Regions from separate parts of the Mus musculus genome. Here region 2 is linked to region 1. The links are chromatin loops, found by intact Hi-C in ENCODE. Cell type or tissue: left cerebral cortex. All regions are shown on one strand. Links, peaks and the distances in the headings refer to the core of each region. The heading gives the core; the rest is flanking DNA.

Region 1 (3,958 bases), core at 452-2,951:
AATAGAGAATCTTAGCCAGTACCAACTACAACAAAGACGCACAGCATCCTCACAGCACGGTCTTAGACACAAAAACACAAAGCTGCCCTCTAAGAAGACCCCAAAGCCATGAGTCCAGTGAGCTGAGCTACCACTTTCCCTACTGCCTCTCAAGGGAGACAGAGCAGCGCTGATGGCAAAAACTGCACAGTCAGATGAAGGACTGGCGCACTCTTGAACTCTGGCCAGACTTCAGAAGACTCTTCACTTGCAGTTTACTCTCACTAAATGAGAAAGGTTAAAGGTTAAAGGTCAAAGGCAGTTAGCGTTCAACTAGGGTGCTATCAAAGAAAGACAAAGAGAACCTGACCACATTACCTCTATGGACTACAGGGTGAAATGTAAGGTGACCCTGTCTCTCCATATCAAGTTCTGACAGAGGAAGTGGTTTTTATTTGAAAATTACGACTGAAAATAGGTTCCATTTTAGTACTCTCCACTAGATGCCTTGATTTCAAGACACACATGCAAATGCTGCAGGCCCCAGGTCTCTGATATCTCATTTCAGGCCCACCTGTTTTCCACCTTAGCAAGTGAGAAGTGGGAAGACATTTGGAGGCAGTAAATTTGGTAGAGCATCTACCTGCACACAGACAGATTGCAGAAGCTAGGCATGGTCGTACTACCTTGAGTTCTAGCATTCGGGAGGCAGAGGCAAGCAGAGCTCTGTGACTTCGAGGCCAGACTGCTCTACATAGTGAGTTCCAGCACAGCCAGGCTACATAATCGAGAGACAAACAAACAAAATTGCAAAAGCAGGGAAAAAAAAAACCGCACACAACTTTCACAAATCGAAAATGAGAAGGAGTCTACTAAAAGGTAAGGAACGACTGCTCCAGAAGTCTTCAACATGCTCTAGTTCTGATCTCTTCAATGTCCTCCTCATTCACGGAACTCCAGAACTGGCAGCCTTCCCTGGGGCCGTCCAGGACTCCTTACCTAGACCTAACGTCCTCTAACGTCCTGACTGAAATACCACCTTTGCAAGAATGAAAGGATTCCTTGTCCCCACCATCTTCTAAGTACTATACAATTAATAATCGCATATCGTTGACTGTTTGTTTCTTTTTACATAAGCTCCCAAGGAGCTCGATCTTTGTTCTGTTCACTGATACTTAGCACAAGCTTTCCAGGATCGTACCTGGCACACAGTAGGAGCGCAGAAAGTATTTCCCGAGTGAATGCACTTCTCGACTAGAATTGCAGTTTGGAAGGGGGGAGATGAAATGGGAAGAAGCGGGAGGAGGATGCTCTGGGCAGACACCGAAAGAGGCCAAGGCCGACCCACATACAGCAGCGCGGACGCAAAGCAGTGCACCACCCGCGACAGAGACGAACTCTCAGGACTCGCGGAGAAAAGTCCCGGGCAGAGCACACACACCGGGCTGCGGGCTGCCGGGGGAACCCCGTCGGGTTCCCGACCACGCAAGCTTTCTCTTCCCTTCCCGGATACCTGGGGCGCCGGAGCCGCCGGACCTCCCGGGCTCCGGCTCCCGCCCACAGGCGCGGTGGCGAGCGACAGGGCCCTGCCCCAGCACCTGCCCGGCCTGCCGCAGGGGTCCGGGCCGCGGCCAGCCCGGGAGGCCCCAGAGCGCCCCGCCCGGCACCCCGGCAGGAAGCGCCCCTGCCCCGGCCGCTCCACCCGCCGCCGCGCTCGCCCGGCGCACTCTCACCTCAGGGCGTACGTACGACACGAAGGAGGGCTTGGGCGCCTTGGTGCCGCCGCCACCGCCGACTCCCCCTTTCCCCAGCATCCCGCCGCCTTGCGAAGCAACGAAGCCGAAGCGCGGCGACAGCAGAGGCGGCGGCTCCGGCTCAGGTTCCGGCAGCGGCGGCGGCCACCAGCACCAGCGGCCGGGGCTCCGCCCATCCCTAGGGCCGCGGCGGCGGCAGCAGTACCGCCCGCATCCGGCTCCGCCGCTGACACCGTTCGCTCCGCCCAGGCCACGCGCCCCGCCTAGCGACCGTGGGACACGCCCACCGCCGCTCGCTCTGCTCCGGCTGAGGTCCCGCCCACAGCATGGGACTGGCCACGCCCACCCCTTGTTGGCCGAGGTATTTGCTCTAGCCAATGCGGAGAGCGTTCTCTCCGGGCTTCCCCACGATTGGCTAGCGAGAATGTCGCCATTTGCCCAATGGTCCTGCCGTCGCTAAGTTGTTGCGGGCAAGTCGTTCTACCCATTTTGCTTCTTTTACTGGCCAGCAGCTTTGAAATTCAGCTTGCTGAACAGAATGCCTCCGCAGAAGCTTCAAAACCACACCGACGACGTTCAGACTTTAGACGAATGAAGAGAGACAGAGCGGATAGGAACTGACTAAAGTGACGTAAAATGTTGTGTTCAACTTCAAACTTCTTTTGTTTGTCGCTTGGTTTCTAACTGGTAAGATATCAAAAGCCCTTAAGACTTATCTGCTCTCCCAAGTTATCGACAAACCTCTCATATTAAGCCAAGATAGCAAATAAAACACACACACACACACACACACACACACACACACTATTCATTTCTATTCATTTGAATTCCACCTTTGGGGCACTTGCCTCGCGTGAGCAAGACCAAATTGAATTCTCCCTGTGGAGCATTGTGTTAGAAGAATAAGATACGATGCAGCTCACCCGAAGTTGTTCCATCTACTGTGAAAAGCCAATAAACATTTGCAGTTAATTTTTCAAGTGTCAGGCACCTTGCTATGCCTTAGTCTGACCAACTGCACCACCCCCTTGTATTTCTTTTAAAATTCCCAACTAAGTACTACAAGTGACACGGAAGGGTGGTTAGTGCACACCTGCTATTCCAGCACCTGGAAGGCCAGACAGAAAGATAGTGAATTTGTGGCCAGCTCGGACTACTTAGGAAGTCCCCAGGCAACCTAGATCACAAATAAGACCTTCCTCTCAAAACCTAGCAATTAACTGTGCTTTTCCACGTTGGTTCCCAGGAAGGAGAGGTGACCTCTCTGATTCCGATATGCCAGACAGATTCTGTTGCTTTTGTTTCCAGGATCTGACCCAACCCATAAACAGAAATGCTGGCTTTTGATAGAAATTCACCAAGCAAATGTCCCTTTCTGCCGGCCGTCAAGCTAACGTTAAGTGTTACTAGATCACCCTGATCTTTAACATCTGCTGAAGGTCAAGCCCTGTTGTAATACGACTCTGAAAACTTGACACTGTCTCTGGGTCTGTACACTTCCCAGGAATGGGAGCCAACAAAAGAAACGTTTTAAATACCAAAAAACCAGCTGGTTTGCCACCCTCTTCTGATTGTGTCCGTCCCCCTCCCCCATGTGATACTGTGAGGAAGAAGTGGACTTGGAGATTATTGAGCCTTGAAGGAATGCCCTTATGAGATCAGAGGGTTCTGGCTAACCCTCCCCCATTGAGAGAACTCAGCAAGAATGTGTCACCATTCTGGGCTGGAGAGTTGGCTCAGTGGTTAAGAGCATTGATGGCTCTTCCAGAGGTCCTGAGTTCAAGTCCCGGCAACTACATGGTGACTCACAACCATCTGTAATGGGATCAGATGCTCTCTTCTGGTGTATCTGAAGACAGCTAGTGTAGTCACATAAATAAATCTTAAAATAAAAAAAAAATGTGTCATCGTTGAATGGCCCACTCTTCCCAACGTGGAATCTACTGATTCTGGAATTCCCTAGACTCTGGAACAGTGAGAAGCAATTTTGTATTGTGTATAAACGATCAACTGTAAGGTACTCTGTTACAAGCAGAGGTATGAGTACACCACTCATACATGTTTCACTCACTGATAAACACTTTTTTTCTTTTTTCTTTTTTTTTTTTTTTTTTTTTTTTTTTTTTTTTTTTTGGTTTTTCGAGACAGGGTTTCTCTGTGTAGCTCTAGCTGTCCTGGTACTCACTCTATAGACCAGGCTGGCCTCGAACTCAGAAATCTGCCTG
Region 2 (3,958 bases), core at 910-3,409, 530 kb before region 1:
CAAACCTGTGGAGGCCAGTAGACAACCTGAAGTGTTAGTTTCCACCTTCCACCTTGTCTACAAGCTCTCTTTGTTGTTACTGTTTACTGTTCCTACACTAGGAAGGGGTCCAAGCTTCTTAGGATTCCCCTAGACCGTGCTTCTAATCTCACTGAAGGCACGCTTGGATTAATAATGCACTACCACGCCTGGCTTTAGTTGGGGTCCGGAGATTCAAACCCAGATCCTTACGATTGCATGGCAAGTGAGTCGTCTCCCCAACACACTAGTAGTAGCTCGCTTTGCTTTTGTTCGTGTTTTAGAGAGGCTGGCTATTTGACTGGACACCATGATGCACTGAACTTTAGAAACATCCTAAGATCTGTTTTTTGCTTCCACGTACTCCCAGCTCCTCAACTTAGCACACCTGGGAAGGGCTCTGTTGTCATGAATGAAGTGCTACTTTTGTAGCAGATGAGGAGGAAGAGGGCACCTGATGCTTGTGTTGTGAGGGATCTCAGTAGAGCCTGGAAAGGGAGAGTGTCCTTCTGACAAAAGAAACACTCTTCTTGTTGGAGCACAGAGCGGGCTGGAAGGACTGGAACCGGCTGAGTGAGAGGGAGCAATGAGAACCTTTGGAGTGGTGACCATTTGCATATTCAGTTGCGAGCTGGATGCATAGCAGCGCTGTGCCAGGTGGGGAGTACAGAGGCTTAAAAGACACAGGTGGCCTCTTCATGGCTCCTGAGATTGGGAGGGGGTGGTGGCAGCTGAGCCTGGGATCGCTGAACAAACAGATAGCACTGCATAATTGTGGGAGGATTTTTAGTGGCATCCTAATAACACCTTTCTAGGCAATGGTGCCTATTTCATTGAACACCTCCTAAGCGCTACACAGAACAATCCACTGCTCCGTTCTGCATGGTAAGGGTTTTCTCTATAGACAGGAGGAGAAGCTTTCAGGCGGTGAAGACTGCCGTTTATAATACCCAGGCCTGGATTTGTATAGACATTGATCTCTGTGGATTGGGAATTATAAACGCCAAGGAAAAGCTGAATCCAAGAACCCCAACACTTGCTGAAAATACTATCTAGAAACGCCTTGGGTCTACTCTGGTCTCTGGTGCTGAGGGACACTCCATGAGGGCTGCAGGTGACGTAGCTGCTCTTCCAAGAGAGCAGCTCTTAATGCTTTGCTGGGCAAATCTAGAGCCTAGCCATGCTCCAACGTATCCTCACCTCCCTCAAAGCAAAAGATTTCCAATTACTGTTCTGCAGAAAATGTCAAAAGCATTATTCACCAACTCATGATCCCGAGGTTTGTAATTTTTCCTATGTTTTTACCCTTATCTGCCAGCACTTGAAAAAGACCAGCTTTTTCCTCTCAAGAGAGCTTAATTTGCAGAGCCGTGCGGTCTCCCTATTATGTTCTTATCGTCCTCTCCCTGTGGTAGGCAGAATGACAAGGATGACAAAAAAAAAAAAAAAAAAAAAAAGGGAACCAAAAATATTTGAAGACTTCCTGAAAATCTGTGGGATGAAGCATCCAAAAAGCTAGAGGCTCCCGTTTTCCCAGTGACCTGGAATAAAACGAAGGGCAGTTGGCCTTAGCTCTTGAGGTTCACTCAGAAGGAGGTTCACAACGTCCAAATCCTCCATCCTGGGGCCCATGGAATTTCCTCTAGCGGCTTAATTGAAGGATTAACAGCTCTGAGGTTCTTAAGACGCAAAGAGGTTCTCTCTCCCGAGGAATGCTCATACCAAGACTATATTAAGTATCCTAAGGACCAGAGGCCAGTGGATGGATGGTTGGCTTTTCTCCGGTCTCCCTGGGCCTCCCCACCCAATCTCTGATAAGGCAATTGACATTTTTCTCCGCTATGTGCTATGTTAAGTGCTATGCAAAAGGAAATTAAACCTCCTAGCTCTAGTTCTTCCACCTAGATGGCGCCCCAAGCCCTGCCTACATGGCGTTTCTGAGCCGCAGTCTCCCTGGATCGGTTCCTCCCAGGATCCCCAGGAAGCCGGCGCACTAGGACTGCTGTTTCCCTGGGAGAGCGGTCCTCCCCGCTCAGGGGCTTGCTCGGGGGAATCCCCGCCCACCTTGTCATTCCTGCAGGGGAATCCCCGCCCCCTGGGCCTGTCACTCCGGGAAGGTAGTTCCCGCCCCTCGGATCCAGCAGAGGGAAGGAATCCCCGCCCATTCTGGAGGCTCGGAGCATCCCTGCGCTGCGCAGCGAGAAGCTCACTCCCAGCGCCAGTGCGTACTAGCGGCGGGCAGTGGGACGCGGCGGGGCGGCTGCGGCGGGCGCCCTCCAAGCGCCCCACCGATCGCAAGACGCTCGGGATCGCGCCTCCGGCGGCAACCAGCAAACCCCTGCGGCGCGGCTTCTCCCGGCAGGCGCGGCAACAGCACCGGTGGTGGTGGTGGCAGGGGCGGCGGTAGCTGCGCCGGCACCGCCGGGCGGCGCCTGAGTCTGGACGCTCCAGGAGCGGCTCGAGCCTCCGCCGATCCGCGAACAGGTGAAGAGACCTGGCGCCGCAGCCGCGACGGGGGTGGGGCTTCGGGTGGGCTAGCGGGGTAGCTGAGCTCGATAACCCCAAGACGGTGTGCGCTGGAGAAAGTTCAGTGACAATCGGGTGTGGGGATCCCAGTTCAAGCAAAGAGGCGAGTGAGGGCACCCAAGTGGGTCCCCGCGTTAGGTGGCGCAAACTCCTCTTCCTTCTAGTGGGAGGTAAGAGGGGCACAGTGGAGGAGAGAGGTTGGGCGGAGCGAGATGGAGACAGCGGGATAACCGGAGGCGCCTTGCCTGGGACGCCTAAATCGGGCCAAGAATCCTTATCCCAGTGTGTTGGTTTGTCTCTCTACCTTAGCCAGTTACTGTTTTAAGGACCATCCTCCCGCGCTTCATCTCTCGCTAACCCCCCTGCCCACTAAGTGGCGCGAGAAAGAGTCCGCATGAAGAGCAAGGGCATCTTTGGGGGTTTAATGTCATCTGCCAGGGAGATAAGGGATGTTCCAGTAGGAAAGTATTTCTTCCTGAAGTCCCCCCCCCCAAAAAAAAAACCACCTGCCCGCCTTTCCCAATGAAGCACAAGACTGAATTGTGGTGGGGGGAGCATCTAGGACCCTGGACAGAAGTTTACCAGCGGCCCTTCAGCAGCCCTGCTCTCTGCATAGCTCTTGATAAGGGACCCTGGAGTCACACCAGGTCTGGCATGTGCTGGTGGCAAACACTGGAAAGTCGGACACTGGGGCATTCCAGAGTCCAGGCATATACTGGAGATTTGGGCATTGTGGAGGCCTGAGCTGGGGCTTGCCTCTTCCATGGGTTTTGCTTGACAAGTCACAATGAAGCTCCTGAAGGTTAAGTGGTTGTGGAGTGACCAAAGAAAGTGAGTTTCTCTTGCAGACACACCCCTGAATCTTCACAGCACTTCTCTTGGGGGGGGGGGGGGGGAGGAACCTCCCACATTCATCTCTGCTCCAGGCTTGGGCGATAGGGTCTCGACTGTTTCTACTGGGTCAGCTTTTTCTGGCCCGTGCCTTCTGGGTGGGAGCCAGGTAGGTACACGCTGGCAGGTGTGGTGTGGGAGGACTGCTTGTGAGGGCGGAATAAAATCTCTCAGAGCACACCCCTGGCTGTGGGTGGTTGTTCTAGCTCCATGAATTTCTTCTTCTATTTGGATGAGCCAGGAACTGCTGCTACTATAAAAGCTACACCGTGGTGTGAGCTTGTGTGGTGTGTTACCGGGTAGGAGTAGCAGGGCTGGTAGGTGTTGGGAAAAAAATCAGAACCATGTGAGGTATATAAATGCATCCCCTTGGCATAGTTAATAACCGCCTAGAAAAAGAAAAAGGATATTGAATGGCGCTTTACATCTATCATTGAAATTGATTTTGGATGCACTTACGGCAGTTTACTATTTAAGGAAACGTATGATAATTCCTCTATTCATTTCAATCATTTGGAGCACC

What was found. A loop is a pair of places that touch in the nucleus more often than their neighbours do. Peaks named below come from ENCODE experiments on the same cell type or tissue, not always from the same donor. Only the 100,000 strongest peaks of a DNase experiment are listed, where the experiment ranks them.
Region 2: a loop joins it to region 1, with 4 times the contacts of the local background. A loop is called at or near these places in 1 of 42 quality-filtered maps.

Annotation. Positions count from the first base shown.
Region 1 is chr15:12,203,034-12,206,991 of GRCm38, reverse strand. It overlaps Mtmr12 (myotubularin related protein 12), which reads right to left and starts at 1,964. Exons shown (of 16, transcript NM_172958.4): 1 at 1,713-1,964. The coding sequence starts at 1,793. In left cerebral cortex, for the core only: a CTCF peak has its summit at 1,948; DNase peaks (open chromatin) are centred at 652, 944, 1,326 and 2,060; H3K4me3 peaks cover 2,124 bases; H3K27ac peaks cover 1,714 bases.
Region 2 is chr15:12,738,161-12,742,118 of GRCm38, reverse strand. Pdzd2 (PDZ domain containing 2) reads left to right here and starts at 2,227. Exons shown (of 26, transcript NM_001081064.2): 1 at 2,227-2,502. In left cerebral cortex, for the core only: a CTCF peak has its summit at 1,948; DNase peaks (open chromatin) are centred at 2,070 and 2,727; H3K4me3 peaks cover 1,931 bases; H3K27ac peaks cover 1,273 bases.